Regions from separate parts of the Homo sapiens genome. Here region 2 is linked to region 1. Evidence: read pairs that join two places in POLR2A ChIA-PET (ENCODE). Cell type or tissue: HepG2. All regions are shown on one strand. Each heading gives the region's core, and the rest is flanking DNA. Links, peaks and the distances in the headings are about the cores only.

Region 1 (8,154 bases), core at 2,307-6,306:
AAAATACCCTTTGAGGATGGGATTCCATCCTTTAAGACACAAAATATACCCTAAATCAGTGACCATCATAAATTGCTGTCTCCAGCTGATGAAAGGCATGGGTCTGGGAACCCAGGAGCAGAAGCAGGAACAGCCCCCAACCATGACCTCCAGGGATCCAGTTGGTGAATTTGAACTTCTCGTCCCCTCCATGTTGTGCTTTGCAGGTCTAGAGGCCTGTTCTCTAGAGGGGGAACACTGCCACCAGGGGATCCAGTGGACAATAAGCGATGGCTGTCACTGGTCACTCAGGCTCTGTGCCAAAAGACGAGCAAGCAAGGAAAGGAGTCGGTGTCCCAGCAGGGGTGACTGGCTCTGATCCTCAAGAGCAGGAAGGGCTGCTGGAACCGGGGTGGAGGAGAATCACCCTGGCACACAGCTGGCTTCTGGGGCATCACTTGGCACGCTCCTGCCCAGTTTTGGTGGGAAATGGACAAGCACAGCAGTTGCAGCCTGAAGAGCGTGTAGTGGCTGGGATGAGGGTTTGTGTCCTCCTGCCAGGTGGGTGCCCAAGCGCAGCAGAGGTGCTAGCAGAGGAAGTGGGGAATCCAGACTGAGCAGTAGATGACAAAAATCAGCTATGGTCATCCCACTAGCCTTCCTCCTACCTAACCCAGCAAAGAGACAAACCAGAGTCAGTCCTGGGAGGGGACGCTTCAGATGGGGTCCTGGAAATTTTCCAGGAAGAAAGGACGGGGGAGTTCACTGGAGAGCCATGGCCGAGCTTCCTTCCCACCTGCTAAGACTTCACCACTTCTCTAAAACACAAACCCGGCTCAACTGGTCGCCTATACAAACCTAACAAAGGCTTCGTCGGCTGCAAAAATATTGTTGCTGAAAATGGGTCAGTCTTTTGATGCCAGTGAAAGACGCTGGTCCCTGCTGATAGCACACACACACACACACACACACACACACACACACACCCCCCACACTGGGCCATGCAGCTGTTGGTACAGAGCTGCCAGGGCTAGAAACGGCTTTTCTGGGTGTCATAGGCCTTGGCCTCCCCTCCAATGCCCTGGAGGGGCAATTCCCAGTAGGAGAAGCTCCGCCCACAGGTCTGCAGGGAGCCCTCCTCAGATGAGGCAGCAAACGCCACTGCACTCTGTTGGCCGACATAAGATGTCCTAAAGGAAAGTCATCTCTGGAGTTAGATAAATATGGCCTGAAACCTTTATGTCCTGAATATTGGGGAGAGGGAGGAGAAATGGGGAGAAAAGAGTAAAAACAACCATGAGAAGCCTTGGACAGGATCAGGTGAAGTGCATCCTTGGGAGAAGGGGGAAATGATTCTTACTTTGAGTGAGTTCCGAACTGCCTTGGGGAGAAGCCCTAAACCTGTAGCCCAAGATGACAAGAACTTAATTCCTAGAAATAAAAAAGCCTCCACTATCCCTGTCATGGGATGCCATCAAAAGTTGCCTGGGAGGGACAGTTGTGTGATGAGTTTTGAGTTTTCGAGAACTCAGGAGTCCTGAGCGGGCGCATGGAGACGACAAAGAAGAATGGGAGCTGGAAAACCGGAGTGGGAGGCACCATGAGACCCAAGTCGCTGGTCTCAGGTGCTAGCAGGAAGTGAATGCTGGGGACGCAGGAAGTGAACGCTGGGGACAGGGGACGTCGTTTCTCATCCCATGAGGGCCAGGACTCTAATGAGTCCAGCACAGATGGACGTCCTGGTGGCAGGACTCAGTGTCTGCACCGGGTGACACACAGGGCCCAGCCTCATCTTCATCAATAGGAAAACATGAGCTCTGGTAGGGCAGCCCCACATTCAAACCTGGGCGCCTCTGGGCATCAGAGGAGGAAGGGCCCAAACCACCTGAACAAGTGCTTGCCCCAAAGGGCACAGTGACCTGGCTGGGGGCGACATCCAGAGTCCTGAGCAGGAGCAGGGACCCCTCCACCCCTCCACACACTGCCCCAACGGTTCTGGGAAGACCCTCACCGCCACATCTCAGAGATACATGGCCTTTAAGCAGACACTCCTAGAAAGTTGTTGTGACCGGGTGCAGTGGCTCACGCCTGTAATCCCAGCACTTTGGGAGGCCGAGGTGGGCAGGTCAAGAGATCAAGACCATCCTGGCCAACATAGTGAAACCCCGTCTCTACTAAAACTACAAAAATTAGCTGGATGTGCTGGCACACACCTGTAGTCCCAGCTATTTGAGAGGCTGAGGCAGGAGAATCACTTGAACCCGGGAGGTGGAGGTTGCAGTGAGCTGAGATCATGCCACTGCACTCCAACCTGGCAGCAGAGCAAGACTCCATCTCAAAAAAAAAAAAAAAAAGTTGTTGTTGTTATTGTTTTTAATCCAAGTGAGAAAGAACACGGGAGTCCACCTGAGCAAAGCAGGAAGACCATGTGGAGAGCTGAGAAAACAAGCAAGGAAGACACATTCCTCCTTCCACCCCAATGGAAATAGACACTTTTACATTTCCCCTTCTGGGGCTTTCCATTGGCACATTCTTTCCTATGGCTGTCAGAATAGGATATTGGCCGAGAAAAGCACATGTTTTGCTTTGTCTTTTAGCAACATTGCCACCTCTGCCTTCTTTTGCTTCACAGATATGCCCATGCCCATTATTTTATGTTTTACTTTTCTGTAGCATTTTTGTGCCGATTTGACTGAAAAGCCCTCAAATATTGAATATCTTCAATCCCATCTGAGTGCTCACAGCTCCTATGTTAGCTATTTGTTGCCCTCACAGTCATTCCTGGTCTGTATCTGTTGAATTGCTTTCTGTGGTTTATTTGTTTTCATCATCTGAATTTTGCTCTATAGACTACTTTATTTGTTTATAATCTCTACAGAGGTTTGGATGATAAACATAAGCTTGGTAAACCTCCAGCAACAGTTGTTCAAAATAGCATGAAACTCATATCTAATTACTGAAGACAAAGATTGGAAATGAATAGAAGTCAAATAAAAATAACTTCACAATACAAAAAATTTAATGCTTTTGCTTTTTACTATGCAGGTTCTCCATCTCTATTAACAAAGCAAGCCATTTTAAGCCAAATATCCTGCTCAAAATAGGTTTCTTATTTTATATTTAATAGTCTATAGCATTACTATATTTATGCTTTCTAATTATCAAATGCTTATAATAAAGTATATTACATATAATTTATAATTTATGTAAATTATTGTAAATGCTTATTATAGAATATGAAGGATACTGAAATATATAAAGAGGAAAACTAATGTCACCCATATTCTACCACCCAGAGGAAAGCACTATGAAAATTTGGGCATTCCTTCAGGTTTTTCTTCCAGATATACACTGACATGAAGGCACACCCCTAAAAACCTATCTGTTAATTCATACACCTCCTCTATAAGGTAAGTTCATTTTTTTTTAAGACAGAGTTTCACTGTTATTGCCCAAGCTGCAGTGCAATGGCGCGACCTTGGCTCACTGCAACCTCCGCCTCCCGAGTTCAAGTGATTCTCCTGCCTCAGCCTCCCAAGTAGCTGGGATTACAGGTGTGCACCACCACGCCCGGCTAATTTTTTGTATTTTTAGTAGACATGGTGTTTCACCATGTTAGCCAGGCTATTCTCGAACTCCTGACCCCAGGTGACCCGCCCACCTCAGCCTCTGAAAGTGCTGGGATTACAGGCGTGAGCCACCGTGCCTGGCTGGTAAGTTCATATTTTTCAAACCAAATTGCAAATCTTGGTTTCTCAGGCCAACATGAGGCACAAAGATCAGCAGGGTCTCATGCCCACCAAGTCCATGGCTGACAACGCTCACCCTTCCTGCATCCAGGAAACAATTGGGAACACTGCAAACTCTTCCCAGATTTCCTGGGACCTCCTCTTGGCCTTTGACCTCAAGAGTTGGAATAAGTTGGGGACTAAAATGCTGAGGTCAGCCCGGACTTCTGGCTCTCCTCACTCAGACAGAACCTGCATCTTCCACTGGAACCCTAATGATTTACATCAATATGTGGGAGAGCTACGCTGCCCTACCCAGGCCCTCACTCAGCAGACAACAGCCTCCTTTGTATTGATGGTAGATTTTAAGGCCACGAAGAGGAGGAGTGGCTTAACACAGAAAGGCCAGTCCCTACCACAAACAATGTCTCAATGGCAATGATTACAAATCCAAAATTATCATTTTTGCGGCTGGCTTCCAACATGAACTGACTTATAGCAAAAGGAGTTTATAAGAAGCCTTAATAACCTTGAGAAATATCTTACAATGGACACTTTATTGAGATTTGGTAAGAACAGCCCCTTTTAAAATCCTCTAACAAAGAGTTTAGAAAAATAGTCTTCTAGATGTCGAACTTTGGGAGCTCCATTTCTCCTTGTAACTGGGCAGATCAAAACTCTATTTTCTAAGGAATCGCTTAGGTTGGCCACGTTGGCCTGAACCCAGGGCAAGCAGGGCAGGCTTCTTCCCTCCATGCATGTGGCCCTACATGCATCACCACTTTCACTGGGGGTCATGGTGGGAGCTTGAAATTGGCCATGTGGGCGTATCTGTGTCACAGAAATAGATAAATGCTACATATTTTTTCTTTCTTTTTTTTTATTTTTCCAGAGAGCCAACTGTTACACATTAACTAGCACACCACTGGAGTCAGCCCAACAAATGATTGGAATCAGTTCCTGGTGTCCTTGCCAAAGCATCGAGTTTTAAATCACAGATGACTGCCCCTGTGCCAACGAATTCTTCTCCAGCCACCCATCTAGCGTTATGCTCCTTCGCCACCACACTGCGAAGAACCAGCGTCACCTGTGTTCCTTCAGCTCCTGCTGGCACACATTAGCTTTGCAATTCCTTTGGAGAACAGGACAGTTCTGACCAGAGCTGAGCATATGCCTCTCTGCTCTAGCTACGGTGAAGCCTGCCCCTGGATGTTGGCATCAAGGAGCAGTGGTGAGGGCAGGTCTTGAGAACAAACACCTTGCAGGACACCTACCACAGGTAAGGTATTCCGTAAGAACAACCTGTTCTCCGGCAAGGAGGAAGTATTTGCTTCTGTTGGCTTGGAGGCTTCTGAGAATTTGGGGGTTTGAGATTCTCAGCTTATCTACTCAATTGTCCATAGCCATGGTCTCAGGACCATTCACTATCTGGCTCCTGACTGATGCAGCAGGCCTGTCAAGGCTGTGACTTTAGTCTCGTTTGTAGCCTTCAACCCTTATCAAATTTGAGGTCTTCTTTTCTTTTTTTTCTTTTTTTTTGAGACGGAGTCTCACTTTGTTGCCCAGGCTGGAGTGCAGTGGCGTGATCTCGACTCACTGCAACCTCCGCCCCCTGGGTTCAAGCGATTCTCCTGCCTCAGCGTCCCGAGTAGCTGGGATTACAAGCACGCACTACCACGCCTGGCTAGCTTTTGTATTTTTAGTAGAGAGGGGGATTTTGCCCATGTTAGCCAGGCTGGTCTCGAACTCCTGACCTCAAGTGATCTGCCCCCATCGGCCTCCCAAAGTGCTGGGATTACAGATGTGAGCCACTGCGCCCAGCCTCGAGGTCTGATTTTCTTTTTTCTTTTTGGCTCACTGCAACCTCTGCCTCCCGCGTTCAAGCGATTCTCCTGCCTCAGCCTCCCGAGTAGCTGGGATTATAGGCGCACGCTGCCACGGCCGGCTAATTTTTGTATTTTTAGTAGAGATGGCTAATTTTTAATTTTCACTATGTTGGCCAGGCTGGTCTCGAACTCCTGACCTCAGGTAATCCCTCTGCCTTGGCCTCCCAAAGTGCTGGGATTACAGGCGTGAGCCACTGTGCCTGGCCGATTTGCAACAGTGATTTCTCCTACCCAGTGGCTGTAGGAGATGTAAATCTCCTGAGCTGCCAGTGAGGCCCTTGGGCATTCAAAGTTTGTCTTAGGTTGGCAAGGAACTCTCCCAAGCCCACCGTTTCCTTTCTTCTGAGTGTTCAGCTCCAACATAAGAAGGCACCACCCTTCTGCATAATCATGATCATTATCATTGTCTCCCACTCAGGAAGCACCACCCAATGCCTTGCTCTCTGGCTGCACCCATCATAACTGACCACAGGTGAAAACTCCAGTAATCATAACGCCACTGTGTGATGAACGGTCACCAGCGGTCAGCAAACTTTTTCTGTAAAAGGACAGATAGTAAGTAATTCAGGCTTTGTGGGCCTCGTGTGATATCTGCAGCGTATTCTCTGACTTTTCCCCCTCCCTTTCCCTCTAGCCCACAAGCCATGGAAGAACAGGCCATAGTTTGCTGACCCCTGGTCATTACAATCCCACTTACCAGAGGTATGGAGACCCTGTGACTCTGAAACAGGTGGGAAGATAGATTCCAACGTGAAGCCTTGAGTGAGGGTCGGCTTTGTCAAACCATTTTCAGTATCCAGTGTCTTAGTTTAGGTTCCCTAGAAAACAGAGCCAGGGAACAGGCTTAAGAACAAAAGCTTTGGCCGGGCGCGGTGGCTCACGCCTGTAATCCCAGCACTCTGGGGGGATGAGTCAGGCAGATCACGAGGTCAGGAGATCGAGACCATCCTGGCTAACACGGTGAAACCCCATCTCTACTAAAAATACAAAAAATTAGCCGGGCGTGGTGGCGGGCGCCTGTAGTCCCAGCTACTCTGGAGGCTGAGGCAGGAGAATGGGGTGAACCCGGGAGGCGGAGCTTGCAGTGAGCCGAGATCATGCCACTGCACTCTAGAGCCTGGGGGACAGAGCGAGACTCCGTATCACAAAAAAAAAAAAAAAAAGAACAAAAGCTTTATTGGGAGGCACAATCCCAGGGCAGGGAGAGTGGAGAAAAAAGGAAGAAAAGGCAAGGTGAGGCATCCCCATGCTGGCTGCTGCTTCCTGATGAGCCACACGAGGCAAGCCAGACACGCGGCATGTCCTCATGCAGCTTGTGAACGCCAATGCCCTGGTCCATTGGGAAACCATGCCTTGGATTTTGGCCCAACAGAGGGCAAAGGGTAAGGGTATTATCCACTGGCTCTCTCCTGCCTCCCACTGAAAGGTTTTGGGAAGAGCCCTGGCAGCACCTATGGCAGTGGCCTTTCTTGGGCCAGCAGTGACAGCCACCCAGGCTACCGTGTCTAGCAAGCCCGGGACTATCTGGGCCCCCTTCTGTTTCCAGCATATGTGGTCCAGGGCACACAGTCTGCCACTGCCCTGCAGGGAGCTCGGGGAACAGGGTCCCATTCCTCATCTTCCTGTGGTTTGAAAGACTCAAACAGGGTGTGGGGAAGCCCAGATCCAGGCGAACCTCACAGGGTGGACCCTAGCGTTACAAGAGTGCTCTTTAGGAATCTCATTTCAATCGTGTCTTCACTCACTCTCTGAGTCCCTTCTCAGAGGATTCAGAGGCCCTGCCGGGTGGACCAGGAGGTGACAATGCAAGGCTCTGGTCTCAAAGCTCCCTGCCTGGGGGACTCCTGGCCCCAGGCTCCTGCCTGTGCTCCTCCTCTTGATAGCTTCTCCAGTTTTCACACTATTCTTCCAGCACCTTCTCCATACAATGCCTTTCCTCCCGAGAGCCCCTTTCCTTTGTCATTTCTCCTGGTCCTCTCGCCTTCTTTGGTTTAGGGTTTGGCCAGCCGCAGAGCGTGGGGGGTGGATGTGCGGGGTGGATGTGGTGGAAGGTCTGCATTGGCAGTGCAGCCTCAGGTCCTCCCTGTTCTTTGCTCCTCGTTCCTGTCTCAAGTAGAGATCTGAACCCCTTTTGGGGGTTATTTGTGACTCTTCCTTTGAGGCCAGTCACACACCAGCCTGGAAAAACTGCTCCAGCCCGGCAGTGCCCAGAGGAATCGAGCTGAAGATGTCCCCCGCGAGGAGGGCCCTGCCTGCCATGAACCGCTCAGCACTTTCTGAGCCCAGAGCGTGGTGCTGGCAGGGATTCTCTCTGCGTTCTCATCAACCACGTGAGCCCAGCAAGCTCTTCCACGGTGGCTGCAGCCTTGGTGGGGATGCCTGGGTTTATGCTCAAGGTCTCAGGGAACCCCCCCTGGGGCCGCCACACCGTGGTCATCAAGCACCCACTGCGAGAAGTGCCCGGGAATGTCTGCCCGTGTCCGTGGTCACAGGGCACACAACTGACTCTGCAGCAGGAGGGCACACGACTGACTCTGCAGCAGGAGGGCACACGACTGACT
Region 2 (8,154 bases), core at 2,372-6,371, 77 kb after region 1:
CTCCCATGTTCACCATGCTGAGAAAGACCTGCGGGGGACAGCAGGAGGACAGCCGGGGAATGGGCCCGCACTTGCCCAGGTGAGTGCTGTGGGGAGTCAGGCCAGCCCTGTGGAGAAGGCCGCTGGAAAGGGGGAACTGATGCTGCCATTCCTTATAAAAAGGGCCACCCAGTCCATGTAGCTGAGGACCAGCACCAGGCAGGATCTTTAATGGGACTCTGGGCTTTGTTAAAGGGCCACAGGCTTGTTTAGGGAGGTGGGGACAGAGTCAGGAGGGAGAAGTACCACTTCTCCTGGGAGCGGCACATGGCATGGAACAAAATAGCCCTGGGGCACGCCCTGAGCCCAGCCCTAGTTTTCTAGCTAAGGATCAGGTGAGAACCCCCAGACCTCTAGCTCCTCTCAGGAGGCTGGCTGCTGGCTGGTTCCTCTTCCAGAAGTCCGTGCAGATCCTGTCCTCTGGCTTTGCCTTGCCTAAGACCCAGTCTGCACCAAGGCTGAGTCCCTGGACTTCTGGAGAGAGAGGGCTGTCCCTTTGTGCCCTACAAGTACAGTGTGTGGGCGCCTCCCCTGGGCCCTGCACAGGTTCTGTGGCACCGGCAGCATGCGGGAAGGTGGGAGGAGGCACACCCTGCCTTTGGGAAGCTGAGAACAGATCCCTGGGGGCAACCTGTGCCCCTGTAACCAGGAGGAGTCTCAATAGGAAATTTTAGCTGCTCCTGGTGGAGCAGGGCCTCTGTCTTAAGGAGAGTGGAATTTCCGAGGGACAGACATTTCCTGACCATTTGTGTATAGGAATCAAGGCAATGAGAGAACAATCAACAGGGCATGGGAGATGAGAAAAAGGTGAGATGACCTCTGACAGGCAGGCTCCTGAAGGAAGGCTTCCTGGAGGAGGTGGCATGTGAGCCCTGCAGGACAGGTAGAGGTTGGAGGATGAGACAGAGGAGGGGGCCTTGCCTTTCAGACCCCAGGCGCCACCATGCTCCCCATCTTGACTTGGGAATTTCCCAGTGACAGGGCAGGAGTGAAGTGCAGGGCCTTCCCACTGCTGGGAATTTGGCTGTGTTGGCGCGTGGGGTCTGCCCTGGGGCGCGTGCTGCCTTCGCTAGCTTCACCCCATTTCCCTCTCTCCCCTTCTTACCATCAGAGGCAGAGCTCGTGCATGCCCGACCTCGCTCCTCACGGCTCCCTGGGCAGCAGCGCCCTGGCAGTTGGAACTGGAAGGCTTATCAGAGTCCACGCAGCCCCACCGCCCTCCCCACTCTCGGGGGTGGGCATCGGGGGACAGGGCCAGGGCAGGGAGGAAGACAGGGCCCGGCTCACCCCACAGCTCAGCCCATGAGGGTGCGCAGAGCAGGGCTGGCAGGAGTGGGCCACTCCACACCCAGCCCTGTTGAAGAGAAAGAACAGAAATAGGGAACAGAAAGTTGTCGATTGCTGTGTAACAAATTGCCCGCAGTTTAGTGCCTTCAAACAAACGTAGCTGCACAGTGTCTGTGGGTCAGACATCCAGGCCCGGGGAAGGAGCCTCTGCCTCAAGGTCCCTCCCGAGGCCTCAGTCAGGGCCCGGCCGGACTGTGAGTAGATTGCACGCTCCGTGCGGGGAGGCTCGGCTTCTCTGCTGGCCCCGCGCCTGTGGGCAGGATTCAGTTCCTCATGGGCTATTAGAGTGAGGGCCTCGATCTTTTCTGCTGTTTGGCTGGAGGCCTCGCTCAGTTCTCTGCTGCACGGACCTTTCCTTGGCACAGCTCCCGCATAGCTGAGCAAGCCGCGAAGGCGGGCTCCTGCAGCCGAAGGGAATTCTCCCCTGTTTCTGCTGTGTTCTGTTTGTGTAGGTTCAGCCCCGGGGAGGAGGTTCCACAGGACAGACAGACCAGGAGTTGGGGGCGTTGAGGGCCATCTCACAGGCTGCCCACCACAGCCCCCACGCAGCCACCTGTGTCTGTGTTCTTGCCACTGTCCCTACCCTCCAGGAGTGGGTCTGGTCTCATCAGGGAGGGCAGCGCTCTCTTCACTCTGTCCTTACTCTGGTGTTTCACTGTGATTTTAAAAACTGAAACTGCACTTGTTACCCCTTGACAGAGCTGCACCCTGAGAGGGCCTCTGCGACGCCCCTCCTTCTCTTAAGCCTTTCCAAGCTGTCTGACGATTTTTAAATCCCATTTCCTGAGTGACACAGAGCATCTTTTCTTAAGCTTATGAGTGACTTATTTGTGTTTTCCTCAAAGCTAGAGGGGACCCCCAATCTGTTTGTTTCCAGAGTCCCTGATGGTGTCGTCTTGGGAGTGGAGGAACCTGAGGGAAAAGCCCAGGGACGAGTCAGGGGAGAGCTCTGCCCTGGTGCTCTTGCACGTATCCACATGGGCCACAGCTGCACCCGGCTCTCAGCAGAGGGCATCGCCATGCTCCTGGGCACAGCCGGGCCCTCTCGCCTCCCTGCGGCTCCTGATGCCTCCCAGGCTCCGCTGAGGTCACCTTGGGCACTTAGCGTGGCTGCAGCTCTTTGCAGCCCCGTGTCCTGTCATCCATGTGGCCGTCATGTGGTCACTTTTGGGCATTGCCCTGCGCAAGGTCCATGGGGACTGGGCACCTTTGGCCATTCTTTCTTTGGTTGTCTGTGCAAGTAATAAACTAAATCTGAAAAGGTCTTCAATTTATTCACCGGCCAATCTGTCAGCCTTGGCCTTGCCTTGTGCTTGACAGAGTGGAGGGGAAAGGAGGACAGACTCGGTGGGGGGCGGGGGTGGGTGAGGAAGTCCTGGGCCAGGCACCCCCTGTTTTGAGGACGCTCCGTGTCTCCCCTCGCCCAGTGCCACATTCTGCTCTCTGCCCCTTCTTTCCACAACTTGATCCATCCCCCGTAAGGCTTGGCCACTTCTCCCTCAGGATACTGTGTTTTACCCCAGCCGCCCACCTGGAGAGCCTCCGAGGGGTCGCGGGCGCTCCTCCGGGGCCTGCCGGCATCTGAAGCAGAGGAGCAGAGGCCTAGACCTCCCTTCGCCCCCAACACCTGGCGACGGACATTTGCCGGCTCTCAGCAGCGATGCGGGAATTTTACATTGCGCGTCTGGATATACACCCACCACCTGAGTGTGCCATTCACATGTTACTGGACTTTGTCACATCTAGTTAATCCTCCCTGCTTTGATCCGTTTTATTTTTTATGCATTTCCAAGTAAATTATAGACCTCAGGCGGCTTCCCTAACACTCCAGTGCGCACATCGTTACAGTCCATTTGCCACCGGGTTTTCCTTTGGATGGAAAGCTTGGCGTTCAGTGCAATGCCCTGCTCACGAGTGAATACCTGCTGAGTTTTGACAAGTGTGTGCTGTTTTGTGCCTCAAACCCTTCTCAAGGTCCTGAGCGTGGCCATCAGAAGGTTCCCTCACACACCTTCCAACCAGTGCCCTCCCGTGCAGGAGAGTGATGCTGGAGCCTGAGGCAAGAGGAACAAAATGTGTTTTGTGTGTGTGTGTGTTTTTTGTTTCTTTTCTTTCTTTCTTTCTTTTTTTTTTTGAAATGGAGTTTTGCTCTTGTTGCCCAGGCTGGAGTGCAGTGGCGCAATCTCGGCTAACTGCAACCTCCGCCTCCTGGGCTCAAGCGATTCTCCTGCCTCAGCCTCCCAAGTAGCTGCGATTACAGGCATCCACCACCACGTCTGGCTAATTTTTTATATTTAGTAGAGACAGGGTTTCACCATGTTGGTCAGGCTGGTCTCAAACTCCTGACATCAGGTGACCCACCTGCCTTTGGCCTCCCAAAGTGCTGGGTGGGGTTACAGGCATGAGCCACTGCACCTGGTCGAAAAATGTGTTTTTCAATGTTAATTTTTTTTTCCACAATGTTTCAGTAAGTGGAAAATAAAAAAAAAATTGGGAAGTGTGTATATTAAAACTCAAATATTTTAAGTTTCAATATTTTACTTATACAAAAACGGTAAGTTTACTCTCCTTACTTAAATGCAAACAAACTCGTGAATATTTCTAAAATCTACTATCTCGTTTTTCAGTTGAGAGAATTGTCATGTGAATTTCTCTTGACCAAGTGATGATCTTAAATAATTTTTCACTAACTTCAGCTGACCGAAATTTCTTTTAAAGATGCCACCGTGGCTGGGCACAGTGGCTCATGCCTGTAATCCCAGCATTTTGGGAGGCCGAGGTGGGTGGATCACGAGGTCAGGAGATTGAGACCATCCTGGCTAACACGGTGAAACCCCGTCTCGACTAAAAATACAGAAAATTAGCCGAGCATGGTGGTGGGCGCCTGTATTCCCAGGTACTCGGGAGGCTGAGGCAGGAGAATGGCATGAACCCGGGAGGCGGAGCATGCAGGGAGCCGAGATGACGCCACTGCACTCCAGCCTGGGCGACAGAGTGAGACTCCGTCTCAAAAAAAAAAAAAAATGCCACCGTGACTGGTAGTATTAAAAAGCTTCTCATGCTGGGTGCAGTGGCTCATGCCTGTAATCCCAACACTTTGGGAGGCCAGGACCAGAAGATTGTTTGAGCCTGGGAGTTCAGGGACCAGACTGGGCAACAACGTGAGACCCTGTCTCTGCAAAAAATTAAAAAATTAGCTAGGTGATCACACCTCTGCACTCTAACCTGGGCGACAAAGCAAGACTCTGTCTCAAAAAAAACAAAAAAAAATTCAGTGTTTACAAATATCTTTAGTTTGTGAAGTGCCTTGGTTGCATTTGATCTTGATCTCCGCGGGGAATCCGTGTGTGTTTTTAATGTAGTTTTTTTAAACAGATGTAAGAATATTGAATTCACACACAAACACAAACATACAACACTAAAACAAGTCGTCACATTTCATTTCACAGAAGCAGAATTTTTGCATATCAATTATGAGCACAGCAGTTTGGGGCTGTGGTGAGCTGTGTTCATGTCACTGCTCTCCAGCCTGGGCAACAAAGTGAGACCCTATCTCTTTAAAAAAAAATTATGAGCCGAGGAAGACACAATTTGGCATAATCATTTTTGGAGGGTCATGGTAGCTTATACACCCTTGTATAACCTGCCATAGTTGTTCCATGATCTTATCCCTGGCCACAAGCGTGTTTTATGTTAACACCTTTTTCCAATCTCTAATTTCATAAGCTAGACCTAGTTTTTTCTTTGATTTCTGTAAAGTCAATGCAACTTCTTTTACTGTTAATGGCATTATTCTTCATGTGGGTGTGCTCATAGTCTGACACACTTGTTCACAATCGGCTACATCTGGTGCACAATCAAAAGTAAGGGGCTGGGCTTGGTGGCTTCTGCCTGTAATCCCAGGACTTCGAGAGGCAGAGGCAGGAGGCCGTTGAGTTCAAGACAAACCTGGCAAATAGAACAAGACCCCATCTCTTTTAAAAAATTAAATTTTTCTTAAAAAGCAGGGTGTCAGATGTGGTGGCTTGTGACTGTAATCCTAGTGCTTTAGGAGGCTGAGATGAGAGGATTGCTTGAGGAGGCAGAGCTGAAGTGAGCTATGATTACTCCAGCCTGGGTGACAGAATGTGACCCTGTCTTTTTAAAAATGGAAGCAAAAGTATTTGCTTCTTTCATTCTTGATAATATCTCAAATCAAATATAATTTTCTAGTAGCAGTACACATTTGCTTTAATGTTATTAGGCACAACATCCTTTTTTATTTTATTCTTTTGGAGACAGAGTTGTGTTCTGTTGCCCAGGCTGGAGTGCAGTGGCACGATCATAGCTCACTTTAACCTTGAACTTCTGGGCTCAAGCAATTCTCCTGCATAGCTAGGACTAGAGGTGTATACCACAATACCTGGCATTTTTTTTTTTTTTAGAGTGGGTCTTGCTATGTTGCCCAGGCTGATCTGGAACTCTTGGCCCCAAATGATCCTCTCACCTTGGCCTCCCAAAACAGTGAGATTTCAGGCATGAGCCACGGCTCCTGGTTCCCTTTTTTTATGGTTAGCTATAAATTCACCTAAAGTTAATAACATGCCACCATTTGGGCCTCCAGTAATTTCTTGTGATCCCCTAAGATGTAAAATATTTTTTGCCTAACATGTAATATCTAAAATCACTCAAAATAATCTATTTTTGTTTCACTTATTTTATGGTATTCTGCAAAGCATCATTTATTAAACTGTCAATCTGAATATTTTCAAAAGACAGTTTCATTTTAGAAAAGCATCACATGAGCCAGGTGCAGTGGCTCACTCCTGAAATTCCAGCTGCTTGGGAGGCTGAGGTGGGAGTGATGCAGTGGCCGCTCCAGACGGCCTGCCGCTGCCAGGAGCCGGGGACCAGCAGGAGCCCTGCCCCTTCTGAGCTGGGGCAGGAGCAGCTCCCCGGTGCCGCTGCAGCTGCCCAAACCGTGGCTGCCAACCCGGGCCTCCCGCTCCACGGAGCAGGCAGGAACCTCACCGGCCCCTTCCCCGCCCAGCGGCGGCTGCCCAAACCGCGGCTGCAGACTCAGGCATCCCTGCACTCTTGGGGGCCCGGGAAGGCCCTCCTCCCCTCACAGGCCCAGAAGTGCCTGCTCCCAGTGCCTGGCCTCTCCCTGTTCCTGGTGCCTGCTCCAATCTCAGAGCAAAGTCGGGGCTGAGCCCTGGTGCCATGAACGGCAGCAGAAGGCAGACAGATTCCTGGGCAAAAGAGGACGGGTCCCTGGTGAGGCCCTACCTTCAGGCCAGGGAGGGCCTGAAGGTTGGGGGCCAGGCTGCCAGTGCCGGAGCACTGGAGTGGGAACTTGTGATGCTTTCTCCGGGCTGCCCATGGCTGCCCCGGGACCAATCAGCATGCACTTCCTCCCCTTTAAGGCCAATAAAAACCTTGGCTCAACCAGAGCTGAGCAGATGGGAAAACAAGCCGCAGAGAGGAGCTACCCTCTCTGCTGAGAGTTTCAGAGACCTGCAGAGACCTTGGGACTACCGGTTGCAGAGAGGAGCAACCCACTCCAGGGCCTCTTCTCTGCTAGGAGCTGGGCAGACACTGGGACAATCCCCCTGCAGAGAGGAGTCACCAGGGCTTCCTTTCTGCTGAGAGATGAACACTCAACAGGACGACTTGCTTACAGAGAGGAGCTACCCGCTGCGGGGCTCCTTCAGGCTGTTCTAACAGTCAATAAAGCTCCTCTTTGTCGTGCTCACCCTCTGCTTGTCTGCGTATCTCATTCTTCCTGGATGCAGAACGAGAACTCGGGCAAAGGTGCCACCGGCCACAGAGGTTTCCAGTCAAAAGTGACACCCCAAAGATCCTGTAACAGGAGGATCACTTGAGCCCAGGAGTTTGAGGCCACAGATGCAGTGAGCTATGATTGATTGCATCACTGCATTCAGCCTGGGTGACAGAGAAAGACTCTGTCTCAGAAGAAGACAAAAAAGAAAGCCTCACAATAAAACAAAATTTTCACGGTCACAAATTCTGTTTAACTGTTTCCAATCTTTGGAAACTTTTTTTTTTCTTTAGTTGCAAAAGTTTGATTTTATTGCATTGCTGCAGAAAAGTATGCATGAAAAATAAGGACAATTTTTTTTGGAATACATGAGCAGTCACAATGAATTCATTTGCCATTAGAATATTGAAGAAAAATGTTTTGTCAGGTGCAGTGGCTCATGCCTATAATCTCAGCAATGCAGAGGATCCCTTGAGGCCAGGAGTTCAAGACCAGCCTGGGCAACTTAGTGAGATGCCCCCTCCCCACTGCCCCATTTCTGAAACAAAAAAAGAAAAGAAAACAAGAAAACTCTAGAAATGTCCATTGTGTGAAGTAGATTCCCTAAAATCTAAATCTTTTCCTTTGTGATCTATTCAAGTATGTGCTCTATTCAGATCATTTTTACTTTATGACAAAGTAGCAGCCACAGTGGATAATTATTGCAATTCATTTGAAATGGCATCTTCTCACTTTTTTTTTTTTTTTTTTGAGATGGAGTCTCACTCTTGTCACCCAGGCTGGAGTGCAGTGGCACAATCTTGGCTCACTGCAACCTCCGCCTCCCGGGTTCAAGCAGTTCTCCTGCCTCAGCCTCCTGAGTAGCTGGGATTACAGGCATGTGCCACCACACCCAGCTAATTTTTGTGTTTTTAGTAGAGATGGGGTTTCACCATGTTGGCCAGGTTGGTCTTGAACTCCTGACCTCAGGTGATCCGCCTGCCTTGGCCTCCCAAAGTGCTGGGATT

The links. ChIA-PET counts read pairs that join two places held together with the same protein. Peaks named below come from ENCODE experiments on the same cell type or tissue, not always from the same donor. Only the 100,000 strongest peaks of a DNase experiment are listed, where the experiment ranks them.
Region 2: POLR2A ChIA-PET joins it to region 1 with 10 read pairs; 5 of 35 experiments call an interaction of 5 or more read pairs at or near these places.

The regions. Positions count from the first base shown.
Region 1 is chr2:238,296,634-238,304,787 of GRCh38, reverse strand. It overlaps LOC112268433 (a long non-coding RNA gene), which reads right to left. Exons shown (of 3, transcript XR_002959458.2): 2 at 6,291-6,411; 3 at 6,042-6,131. It also overlaps a transcript of PER2 not described here. Among named protein-coding and RNA genes, the nearest start is that of PER2, 12 kb to the right of the region's middle. RefSeq lists a silencer at 5,033-5,233. In HepG2, for the core only: no CTCF peak of the experiment used is centred there; DNase peaks (open chromatin) are centred at 4,077 and 4,671; H3K4me3 peaks cover 1,015 bases.
Region 2 is chr2:238,219,609-238,227,762 of GRCh38, reverse strand. LINC02610 (long intergenic non-protein coding RNA 2610) reads left to right here. Exons shown (of 3, transcript NR_026926.1): 2 at 1-79; 3 at 2,264-2,650. Among named protein-coding and RNA genes, the nearest start is that of LINC02610, 8.0 kb to the left of the region's middle. In HepG2, for the core only: no CTCF peak of the experiment used is centred there; no DNase peak of the experiment used is centred there; H3K4me3 peaks cover 319 bases; H3K27me3 peaks cover 2,084 bases.